Linked DNA regions of Homo sapiens: region 1 is linked to region 2. Evidence: chromatin contacts called from ENCODE Hi-C or POLR2A ChIA-PET data. All regions are on one chromosome and are shown on one strand. The core of a region is the stretch at or near the end of the contact, and the rest is flanking DNA. Distances in the headings are between cores, read along the strand shown.

Evidence for each region. Hi-C counts contacts between places; a loop is a spot of excess contacts on that map. ChIA-PET counts read pairs that join two places held with the same protein, here RNA polymerase II (POLR2A). Pooled maps may share reads with other maps.
Region 1: a map with no recorded cell type shows a loop between it and region 2 (5-fold over the local background). The contact joins two enhancer-like sites. A Hi-C loop is called at or near these places in 1 of 37 single-sample maps with no recorded cell type and 4 of 50 pooled maps. POLR2A ChIA-PET finds 5 or more read pairs at or near these places in 9 of 52 experiments (CD4-positive, alpha-beta T cell, activated CD4-positive, alpha-beta T cell, activated CD4-positive, alpha-beta memory T cell and 3 more).

Annotation. Positions count from the first base shown.
Region 1 is chr2:203,947,734-203,953,443 of GRCh38, forward strand. The region is part of intron 1 of ICOS (inducible T cell costimulator); the gene reads left to right. Among named protein-coding and RNA genes, the nearest start is that of ICOS, 14 kb to the left of the region's middle. Within about 2 kb of position 3,903, at least 2 of the 41 ENCODE cell types and tissues checked have a DNase peak (open chromatin) inside an H3K27ac peak, as active enhancers do; they include CD4-positive, alpha-beta T cell, where a contact is called at or near this core.
Region 2 is chr2:203,870,358-203,875,890 of GRCh38, forward strand. CTLA4 (cytotoxic T-lymphocyte associated protein 4) reads left to right here. Exons shown (of 4, transcript NM_005214.5): 2 at 229-576; 3 at 1,021-1,130; 4 at 2,351-3,608. The coding sequence ends at 2,455. Among named protein-coding and RNA genes, the nearest start is that of CTLA4, 5.4 kb to the left of the region's middle. RefSeq lists an enhancer at 1,097-1,206 and a silencer at 1,427-1,516. Within about 2 kb of position 1,299, at least 2 of the 41 ENCODE cell types and tissues checked have a DNase peak (open chromatin) inside an H3K27ac peak, as active enhancers do; they include CD4-positive, alpha-beta T cell, where a contact is called at or near this core.

The sequences.
Region 1 (5,710 bases), core at 2,653-5,152, 80 kb after region 2:
GGGTTTCCAATAAAAAGTAAACAGATATGGTAGCAAAACAAAACCTCATGTTTAATATTCAGATTTTAAGACTCATCACCAGGATCCAAGACCACATATTCCTTTTTGTGATTTTAGTAACATATTAAGTGCTAAAAGATATAAGATGATGTTTATATCACAAACCACTAACATGCTGTGTTTATAAAACATCTTGGTATATTAGAACAACCATTGGTCCAGGGGTTCTTGTCCTGGTCATATATTGGGCAAATGTAATGGCTGCGCTTTGGGACATCCAAGTGAGCAACCAGGTTTGTTGCTCACTTGGATGGAACAAAGTTGTCCTGCCCTCCACAGACATATAAGAGCCAAGAGAATTATCAACTGTCTAAATAAGTATTTATGAACCCAGTGGATATTTGAAGGTAAAGAAAGTTTTTCTTTAAAGCTCAGACAGATAATTTCCATTAGAACATGACATCTCAGTTGGGGTAGTGTCTTGTATGCATGATTGTGTATCTTCATACACTTGTTTCCAGAAGAAAAGCAATAATATGGCATAGCTAACTCTGGGATCATGCCCCAGCTATGAGCTATGTAATCCTGGGCAAGATAGTCACCTTTTCTGGCTCTAGTTTAATTTGATAAATGCAAATGGAAAATGCAAAATGAAAGGTTTAACTTGTCATTTCTAGAAGCCCTTTTGGCTCTTATATTATAAATCCTGTGCTTCATCTCCTCAGATTTAAAATGTCACCGTCTATATATTCATTTGTTCGCCCATCCAACCATGCTTTCATCCATCCAATAAATACTGATTGCAGCTTACAACACACCAGGTATTATTGTAGATACTTGGGATGGATTTGTGAATAAGACCAACAAGGTCCCTGGTTTTAAAGCTTAGAGTGGAGTAGCCAGACAATAAAGAAGAAAACAATCAGATAAACCAGATAATTTCAGACAGTGATAAATGCTTTATGTCAGTTAATGTACTAGATAATGACCTGGATATATTCTTTAGATTGGGTGGCCAGTGGTCACTGAAGAAGTGTCATTACTCTTGAACGATGACAAAGAAGCAGCCATGTGAAAATCAGAGAGAATGTTCTAGGTGGAGAAATGAGAAATTAAAAGCCCTGGGAACCTGCTTTGTGTGTTTGAGGAACAGAAAGAAGGGCAGTGTGACTGTGGTGTAGTGTGTGACTGGTATAAAATGGGGAGAGGTAGGAGAGGTCATGCAAGTCATGGGAAACCAGGGTAAGAACTTAGATTTTACTGTAAGTGGAATGAGAAGCACCTGGAGGTTTTATAAGCAGAACAATGACTCTATTGGATTATGCATGTAAGAAGGTCATTCTGGTTTCTCTGTGGAGAATGGATTGTAAATGGGCAGGAGTAAAAGCAGAAGCTCTTGTAGTCCCAGAGAGAGATGACAATGGTTTGGACCAGTTGAAGCTGAGATGGAGGAGAAGTGGATAGATTCTGTTGGACATAAAACAGAGGTGCTGGAAATTAGGCGTTCTTCCTGCTCACAGATTTTTAGCACTGGTCCTGTAACACTCAGTTGTTAGTGACCACTGTCTAGCTTCCTGTGGTTGCCTGCTTCTATTATACTTCTGTTGATTGTTGCTAGTGACACTTTGACTGTGGATTGAACCAAAAATCTTTCATGCACCCAGGAAGCTGTGTGACCTCGGGCAAATAATTTAATCTGTCTGGGCCTTCAGTTGTCTGTATGTACACAAAAGAGGTCACCAGATCTGACTGTGTATGATGCTGAGAAGAGGTTGAATCATGTTACAGGAAACAAAAAGTGTAAAGCTGAGGGTATTTATAGGATGCCTGAAACATGAAGTGTTGATGAAATTTATTAGCAATGGAAATGGTATGTTAGGAAGCATGAGGAGCATATCAAAGATAGTATGAGAGAGGATGTTTTGGAGAAGATTTTATATTAAAGGTGGTATGGGAAGAAAAGGCAAACATGAGAAAAAGGAAGAAAGAACAAGAAGAGAGAGATTGGTAAGGGGAACACTGACAATTTTTAACTACTGGTATGGCAACAGAATTGACCAAATAGATTTGACACCTTACCAATCAGAGCAGACACTATCTATAAAAGTGGTGCTATCTATCATACCAGCATTCCAGGCTGAGTATTAGACTTGGAGATAAGAACATCCAAGAAGGATGGAGAAAAGATCCTAGATGCTTTTGCAGTTATAAGAAACTAACGTATTCAGATCTTCCTTAAATTGTCTATCCATTAAATGCTTTAGTCATGGTTATAAGGGGCAGTCTCCTTTAATACTATTTTCAAATGTTACCAAAGGCTAAGAAGAATTTGTAATTTGTCATTTGAGCATTGTCTTAGTCCATTTTCTGTTGCTATCACTGAATACCGGAGACTGGGTAATTTATAAAGAAAAGAAATGTATTTCTTACAGTTCTGGAGGCTGGGGCCTAAGTCTAGGGGTCTAGGGGCCTAGGTCTAGGCTGAGGCCTAGGGGCGAAATCTGGTGAGGGCCTTCTTTCTGGTGGGGACACTCATCAGAGGCCCAAGGCAGTACAGAGGATTACATGATGAGGAGGTTCTTGAGAGACAGCCAATCTGGCTGTTTATAACATACTAACTCTCATGATAATTAACCCACTCCTGTGATAACCTATTAATCTGTTAACCCATTAACCCATGAATTGGATTAAGCTATTCATGGGGGTTCTGCCAATCATCTCTTAAAGGCCCCACCTCCCAATTCTATTACACTGGGGATTAATTTTCAATATGAGTGTCAGTCAGAGGGGGACAAACATTCAAGCTATAGCAAGCATATCTGTTCTATATCTGCCAAAATAGTTATGAAATAATTAATTAAATGCTATAGTTAAAAACATTCGAACTGCAGACTTAGAGCTGTCAAGCGGTTTTCCAGATGGAAAGTTTAAACACTGGATATGTGGAAACCTAAGTCAGCCTTCTGATCACTACATTTCATAATAAATAGGCGATCCAGGTAGTTTTTAAGTTAAAGATAAAAAAATGAGTAATTAAGAGCGTCCAGGCCAGGTGCGGTGGCTCACGCTTATAATCCCAGCACTTTGGGAGGCCAAGGTGGGCGGATCGTGAGGTAAAGAGATGGAGACCATCCTGGCCAACACGGTGAAACCCTGTCTCTACTAAAAATACAAAAATTAGCTGAGCATGGTGGCATGTGACTGTAGTCCCAGCTACTTGGGAAGCTGAGGCAGCAGAATCGCTTGAACCTAGGAGGCAGAGGTTGCAGTGAGCTGAGATTGCACCACTGCACTCTAGCCTGCTGGTGACAGAACAAGACTCCATCTCAAAAAAAAAAAAAAGAGTGTCCAATAGAAATGACACTCTGAAATCTTCAGCTGATGTCAGTGGCACACACTCTCAACATGCCATTCAAGAAAAATTGAGGCACGGCATTCCTGGTCCTACCTAAATACTTTTGTGGGCAAGAAAGACAGTCTCCTTTATTTTAATTTATTCTGACTTTCTGGAATAGCCCATTATGATATTGAGACAGAAAGTGGTTAACAGGAACATTGTTTTCCCTTTGGAAGACTTACCCAACAGCAAAGAATTAGCTCTCTCAGTTGTTTGCAGTCTTATCTGGATATATTCTGATGCTGAATCCAGAGAAAGCAGGTGTTAGAAATAACATTAAGATGTTTTTGTTTCACTTCTTCATTTCACGGATGAGGAGGCTGAATTCCACAGGGGTACCCTAGCCACAGAGCCTTGCTAGTGGCAGAGCCAGAATTTGCCTCTGGTTTCCTTGGGATCCACTGCAATGCACTTCCACCACACTGCACCGCCAACCATTCATGTCCTCTTGTGTTTGCCACAGTGCGGGCACAATGGGGGAAAAATCTGCTGAGAAAATCATCTTCGGAAGTAGAAGACAATGCGTCTATGTCTGTGTATACATGGTGACCACAGACGCTTTGGCTCCAAGATCATTGTGGTTTACTTGCTGCCATTCTAAAGTCTCTGGGAAATTTTTTGTGAACATTTCTAAAGGAACTGAGAACCCGTCCACTGATTTTATCTTCTGCAGCAGACGGTAGAGACATACGCATCAAAGCAACAGTGGGGCAACATATTTTACTGTCAGACAAATAAAGCCCCAAGCAAAATACCCTACGTTTTAATCTAATGTAGACTGCACCTGTTCTCATGCCAACAGTTTTTTTTTCTTTGCCTCTGGATAATATTGTTCCTTCCAGTTTTTAAAACGAAGCAAGTATTATTTTCCTTCTGTATGCTTTTAAACATACTTGTTATTATAAAACAAAACATACATATAGAAAAGTGAAAAAAATGTATAATTTAATGAATAATGCTAAAGCATACTATCTTACCCTCATAATCACCACAGGTCAAGAAATACAAGACTGTCAGCACCCCTATTTCCTTCTGATTCCAACTCTTTCTCCCTCTTTAGACAAAACCATTAGGCTGAATTTTGTGATACTAATTCAGATTATATTAACTATTTCTATTTTTTAGTAATTATGGAAGAAATCAAAACATGTATACTTCACTTAGAAAAGTTTCAAATTACATATACCTTCACTATCTTTCTAGACAATGTGCTCTATATTGACAGATGTTTCTTTTAGCACATTGGAGGTATATGTTATAATTCCACTGTATCAGGGCTTTTATTGTTGATGTTGAAACAGTCTAATAGTTGCTCCTTGGAAGGTAATCAGTCTCTTTTCTCTGGCTGCTTTTAGGATTTTCACTAAGATACATCTAGGTGTGCATACTTTTAAAAAATATGCTTGTGAATTGTTGGGATTCTTGAATCTGTGGAGTGTGACTGGGTTCTAACTAATTTTTCCAACCTATCTGCTGGTTCACCAATTTTCTCTTTAACTCTGTCTAATATATATTAAACTTATCTATTGAGTTTTAAATCTCAGTGCATTTTTTTGGCCGATTCTTGTAGGTTCTTTTTCAAATTAGTTGACTTAAATTTTCCTGTGTACTACAGATATTATTACAAGTTTTTCTCTTATTTGCTTAAACATAATAAGCTTAATTACTTTATTTTGGGGACCTGATAATTCAGGTATATAAATCATGAGTTTGTTTTTGTAGTTTGTTGTTTCTGTTGTTCCCTTGTTTTCTTGTATGTCTCATTATTTTTGTGATGTGTTTGCCATTGAATGTGAATATTATTTGTATGAAATTTTTTGAGGCCTAGGATGTAAACCTTTTCTTCTTGTAATAGTTTGCATTTTTACTTTCAAAAGCTGAAGGGTAATAATAATGCAAATCTCCTTAAAGAAAATTCAAGGATTGAGGTTTTCTAACCATTGAAGTCCAGAAGATTTTTCTGGACCATCTAATCTGAATGAGGTCTGGTTTATTTCTTTACCTGTGCTCCAAGAATGTAACTCTTTGGGGTCCCAATTTATTGGGGAGAGGGTTTTCTGCTAGATCACTCACTCTGCAGATTCTGGGAGTTGAGACATAAAAACAAAAGTTTGAATTTGAAAGAACAGCAATGCTTTCCGAGTAAAAGCAGCTTCCAAGCTTTGCCTGTCTCTCGGGGTTCTGGTTCTCTCTTCAAATTTAGCCTGGTAATTTCTCCTCCTTTGTGTCATTCTTTAATGCTTTTAATAATATTTTTGGACATTTGTTCAACATTTTTGGTTGTTTTGGCGTGAGAATTAGTTTGAATAATAG
Region 2 (5,533 bases), core at 49-2,548:
GAAGAATCTATTTCTCAGTAAGAAAATATCTTTATGGAGAGTAGCTGGAAAACAGTTGAGAGATGGAGGGGAGGCTGGGGGTGTGGAGAGGGGAAGGGGTAAGTGATAGATTCGTTGAAGGGGGGAGAAAAGGCCGTGGGGATGAAGCTAGAAGGCAGAAGGGCTTGCCTGGGCTTGGCCATGAAGGAGCATGAGTTCACTGAGTTCCCTTTGGCTTTTCCATGCTAGCAATGCACGTGGCCCAGCCTGCTGTGGTACTGGCCAGCAGCCGAGGCATCGCCAGCTTTGTGTGTGAGTATGCATCTCCAGGCAAAGCCACTGAGGTCCGGGTGACAGTGCTTCGGCAGGCTGACAGCCAGGTGACTGAAGTCTGTGCGGCAACCTACATGATGGGGAATGAGTTGACCTTCCTAGATGATTCCATCTGCACGGGCACCTCCAGTGGAAATCAAGTGAACCTCACTATCCAAGGACTGAGGGCCATGGACACGGGACTCTACATCTGCAAGGTGGAGCTCATGTACCCACCGCCATACTACCTGGGCATAGGCAACGGAACCCAGATTTATGTAATTGGTGAGCAAAGCCATTTCACTGAGTTGACACCTGTTGCATTGCAGTCTTCTATGCACAAAAACAGTTTTGTTCCTTAATTTCAGGAGGTTTACTTTTAGGACTGTGGACATTCTCTTTAAGAGTTCTGTACCACATGGTAGCCTTGCTTATTGTGGGTGGCAACCTTAATAGCATTCTGACTGTAAAATAAAATGATTTGGGGAAGTTGGGGCTCTCGCTCTGGAGTGCTAACCATCATGACGTTTGATCTGTACTTTTGATATGATATGATGCTCCTGGGGAAGTAGTCCCAAATAGCCAAACCTATTGGTGGGCTACCCATGCAATTTAGGGGTGGACCTCAAGGCCTGGAAGCTCTAATGTCCTTTTTTCACCAATGTTGGGGAGTAGAGCCCTAGAGTTTAAAACTGTCTCAGGGAGGCTCTGCTTTGTTTTCTGTTGCAGATCCAGAACCGTGCCCAGATTCTGACTTCCTCCTCTGGATCCTTGCAGCAGTTAGTTCGGGGTTGTTTTTTTATAGCTTTCTCCTCACAGCTGTTTCTTTGAGCAAAATGGTGAGTGTGGTGCTGATGGTGCACCATGTCTGATGGGGATACCTTTAGTGGTATCAACTGGCCAAAAGATGATGTTGAGTTTAGTGTTCTTGAGATGAGATGAGGCAATAAATGAAGAGGAAGGACAGTGGTAAAGAACGCACTAGAACCGTAGGCATTGGCATTTGAGGTTTCAGAATGACTAATATTTTAGATGAATTTGTTTGACATTGAATGTTCATGTGCTTCTGAGCAGGGTTTCAATTTGAGTAACCGTTGCAATAACATGGGGCAGCTGTTTTGCTCTTTGTCTTCATGACAACTGTACTTAAGCTAACAGCCCTGAAACATGAGATTAGGCTGGGCAGAATGCTGCTAGAGAGGACCACTTGGATGGTCTTTATTCTCCTTCTCCATGTCCCTCTCCATCACCTGGAAGTCACCTCTGGGTGCCACTCTGGTGCCTTCCTTGTCGAAGCTGTAGCTGCTCACATGACACCTATCCCTGTTATCCAGTTTGCTTGACTGGGACGTTTTGCCTTCCCCTTCAGCCAGGAAGTGAAAGTCCCAGTTTTTATTTATCACAGGTGTTGGTATTGGTGGTAGAAGAGGTAGAATTATGGAATCAGGCCTCCTGTCAGGATTTCTTTTTGACAGTCCCTCTCAGACACCTCTGCCTAAGGCCAGCTTTGCCATTACAAACTCTCCCTTCTCCCTCTCTCCCTTCTTCTCTTCCTCTTCCTTCTTCTCGCTCTTTCTCTCTCTCTCTTTCTCCCTCTCTGTCTCTTATACACATACACAAAGATATACTCTATTCCAACATCCTCTACCCAACCTGACAGAGATGTCCTTTGCTGTAGGTTCAGCAGTGGGGATGAGAAATACAGCTCTCAAACAGGATAACTAAAGCTTATTATCTTATCAAGCTTGTTCCCTTGCAGACAAGATTGATCAATTATCATAGGCTTTCTGGGTGTTCTTTCTGAAGCTTTCTCAAAGTCTCTTTCTCCTATCTTCCATTCAAGGCAAATGATTGCCATTTAACATCAAAATCACAGTTATTTATCTAAAATAAATTTTAATAGCTGAATCAAGAAAATCTCCTGAGGTTTATAATTCTGTATGCTGTGAACATTCATTTTTAACCAGCTAGGGACCCAATATGTGTTGAGTTCTATTATGGTTAGAAGTGGCTTCCGTATTCCTCAGTAGTAATTACTGTTTCTTTTTGTGTTTGACAGCTAAAGAAAAGAAGCCCTCTTACAACAGGGGTCTATGTGAAAATGCCCCCAACAGAGCCAGAATGTGAAAAGCAATTTCAGCCTTATTTTATTCCCATCAATTGAGAAACCATTATGAAGAAGAGAGTCCATATTTCAATTTCCAAGAGCTGAGGCAATTCTAACTTTTTTGCTATCCAGCTATTTTTATTTGTTTGTGCATTTGGGGGGAATTCATCTCTCTTTAATATAAAGTTGGATGCGGAACCCAAATTACGTGTACTACAATTTAAAGCAAAGGAGTAGAAAGACAGAGCTGGGATGTTTCTGTCACATCAGCTCCACTTTCAGTGAAAGCATCACTTGGGATTAATATGGGGATGCAGCATTATGATGTGGGTCAAGGAATTAAGTTAGGGAATGGCACAGCCCAAAGAAGGAAAAGGCAGGGAGCGAGGGAGAAGACTATATTGTACACACCTTATATTTACGTATGAGACGTTTATAGCCGAAATGATCTTTTCAAGTTAAATTTTATGCCTTTTATTTCTTAAACAAATGTATGATTACATCAAGGCTTCAAAAATACTCACATGGCTATGTTTTAGCCAGTGATGCTAAAGGTTGTATTGCATATATACATATATATATATATATATATATATATATATATATATATATATATATATATATATATTTTAATTTGATAGTATTGTGCATAGAGCCACGTATGTTTTTGTGTATTTGTTAATGGTTTGAATATAAACACTATATGGCAGTGTCTTTCCACCTTGGGTCCCAGGGAAGTTTTGTGGAGGAGCTCAGGACACTAATACACCAGGTAGAACACAAGGTCATTTGCTAACTAGCTTGGAAACTGGATGAGGTCATAGCAGTGCTTGATTGCGTGGAATTGTGCTGAGTTGGTGTTGACATGTGCTTTGGGGCTTTTACACCAGTTCCTTTCAATGGTTTGCAAGGAAGCCACAGCTGGTGGTATCTGAGTTGACTTGACAGAACACTGTCTTGAAGACAATGGCTTACTCCAGGAGACCCACAGGTATGACCTTCTAGGAAGCTCCAGTTCGATGGGCCCAATTCTTACAAACATGTGGTTAATGCCATGGACAGAAGAAGGCAGCAGGTGGCAGAATGGGGTGCATGAAGGTTTCTGAAAATTAACACTGCTTGTGTTTTTAACTCAATATTTTCCATGAAAATGCAACAACATGTATAATATTTTTAATTAAATAAAAATCTGTGGTGGTCGTTTTCCGGAGTTGTCTTTATCATCCTTGCATTTGAATATTGTGTTCAAATTTTTGATTGATTCATTCAGTATCTGGTGGAGTCTCCAATATTAGAAATACTGGAAACAAACTGAAAAACCACAAAAGGACAAATAATGCTTCATGAGTCAGCTTTGCACCAGCCATTACCTGCAAGTCATTCTTGGAAGGTATCCATCCTCTTTCCTTTTGATTTCTTCACCACTATTTGGGATATAACGTGGGTTAACACAGACATAGCAGTCCTTTATAAATCAATTGGCATGCTGTTTAACACAGGTTCTTCACCTCCCCTTTCTTACCGCCTGCTTTCTCAGCTCAACTATCACAGGCATTACAGTTGTCATGGCAACCCCAATGTTGGCAACCACGTCCCTTGCAGCCATTTTGATCTGCCTTCCTGAAATATAGAGCTTTTCCCTGTGGCTTCCAAATGAACTATTTTGCAAATGTGGGGAAAACACACACCTGTGGTCCTATGTTGCTATCAGCTGGCACACCTAGGCCTGGCACACTAAGCCCTCTGTGATTCTTGCTTAACCAATGTATAGTCTCAGCACATTTGGTTTCCACTTAAGGTTTCCTATTTTTGACCTCCACATCCTGTTATTGTCTTTTGCAGTGATTCTCAGTGTGGTCAGGGACCACCTGTAACTGAATCCACTGGGTCACTTACTAAAAACACCAATTCACACTTATTCCCAGATGCGTTGAATCAGAATCTTTGAGTGGTGGGGCCAGGAGTTTGTATTTCCAAAAATCTTCCCAGTGCTTCTTATACCCATCAAGTTTTGAGAATCACTGCTTAGGCAACTCTGTCTGTGTCTCTTCCTCTGTCTCTCCCCCTTGCTCATTCTCTTGCTTGCTCTTGCTCTCTTTCTCTCTTTCTTGCCCCAGCAAGTGCTAACAAACACACAAGACAGCACATAGTAAGCATTTCAAAAGGGGTTGTTAAAAAAAAACGAATAGGTCTTTCAAAGTAAGGTAATGATTATTACCTAGAATGAGCTCCTTTTCTGTGGAAGACTGTGCTTCTTGCTCTCTAGGCCTTTGGATGGTAGCCATGAAGAAAAACACCAATCAGGAGCCTCAGTGGATAGTATATCATTTCCACTCCTCTAAACATCTTTAGAGAGATTACTCTTTTTCATAGTTGATGGGCAGATCTGAGTGACAGAGAGTGCCTTACACAAGTGATGCCCTCCAGGTACCTTTCAGACACCCTTAGATAATGGACTACTTTATATAAGCTTAATATTTCCTCTGCTATTGCCTAAAATTCTACCATTTGTTGTTCACTGAGATAAGACTTGCCCTCTTCATTCAGTCTCAATCTTATAAAAATAAAATACCCTTTAGCTCAAAAAAGCTTCCCCTATGGCAGAAGAATTGTACAAGAAAGACTATGACCCGGGGTTCCGCTGAAAGGGGAGAAAGCAAATATGAGGGTAAGGGAGTGCATCTGGGCACCAAATGAAAGCCTCTTCTAATTCCCATGTCATTTATGAGAGAAGATTCTATGTCTGTAGTACTCAGAGAGGTGAACTGCCCCCAAATCAGAGGACCAACTGTCACATGGGATTCCAACCTTCATCATCATCTCCATTTCTGGGATCAGGGTCCTGGGGCAGCTCCAAGCCCAAATAATCCATGAACCCAAAAGGGGCTTGGCCTACCATGCAGGGGGAGCCTGGGCGTTGCAACCCTCCTCCTTGGAACCACTTGTCACAGGCAAGACTGTGGATGACAAGGGAGCCGGATAGAGTGGCCAGGGGCTCCAGAGTCAGTTCCTCCTCCAACATGGCTCCTAGCACACGCCTCTGCTCATGTCTCTTCTTCAGCATGGTACTCGCATTCCTGCTACTTCCCATTTCTTCATTTCTCACCTCCAAATATTATAATCCTTCATTGTCAC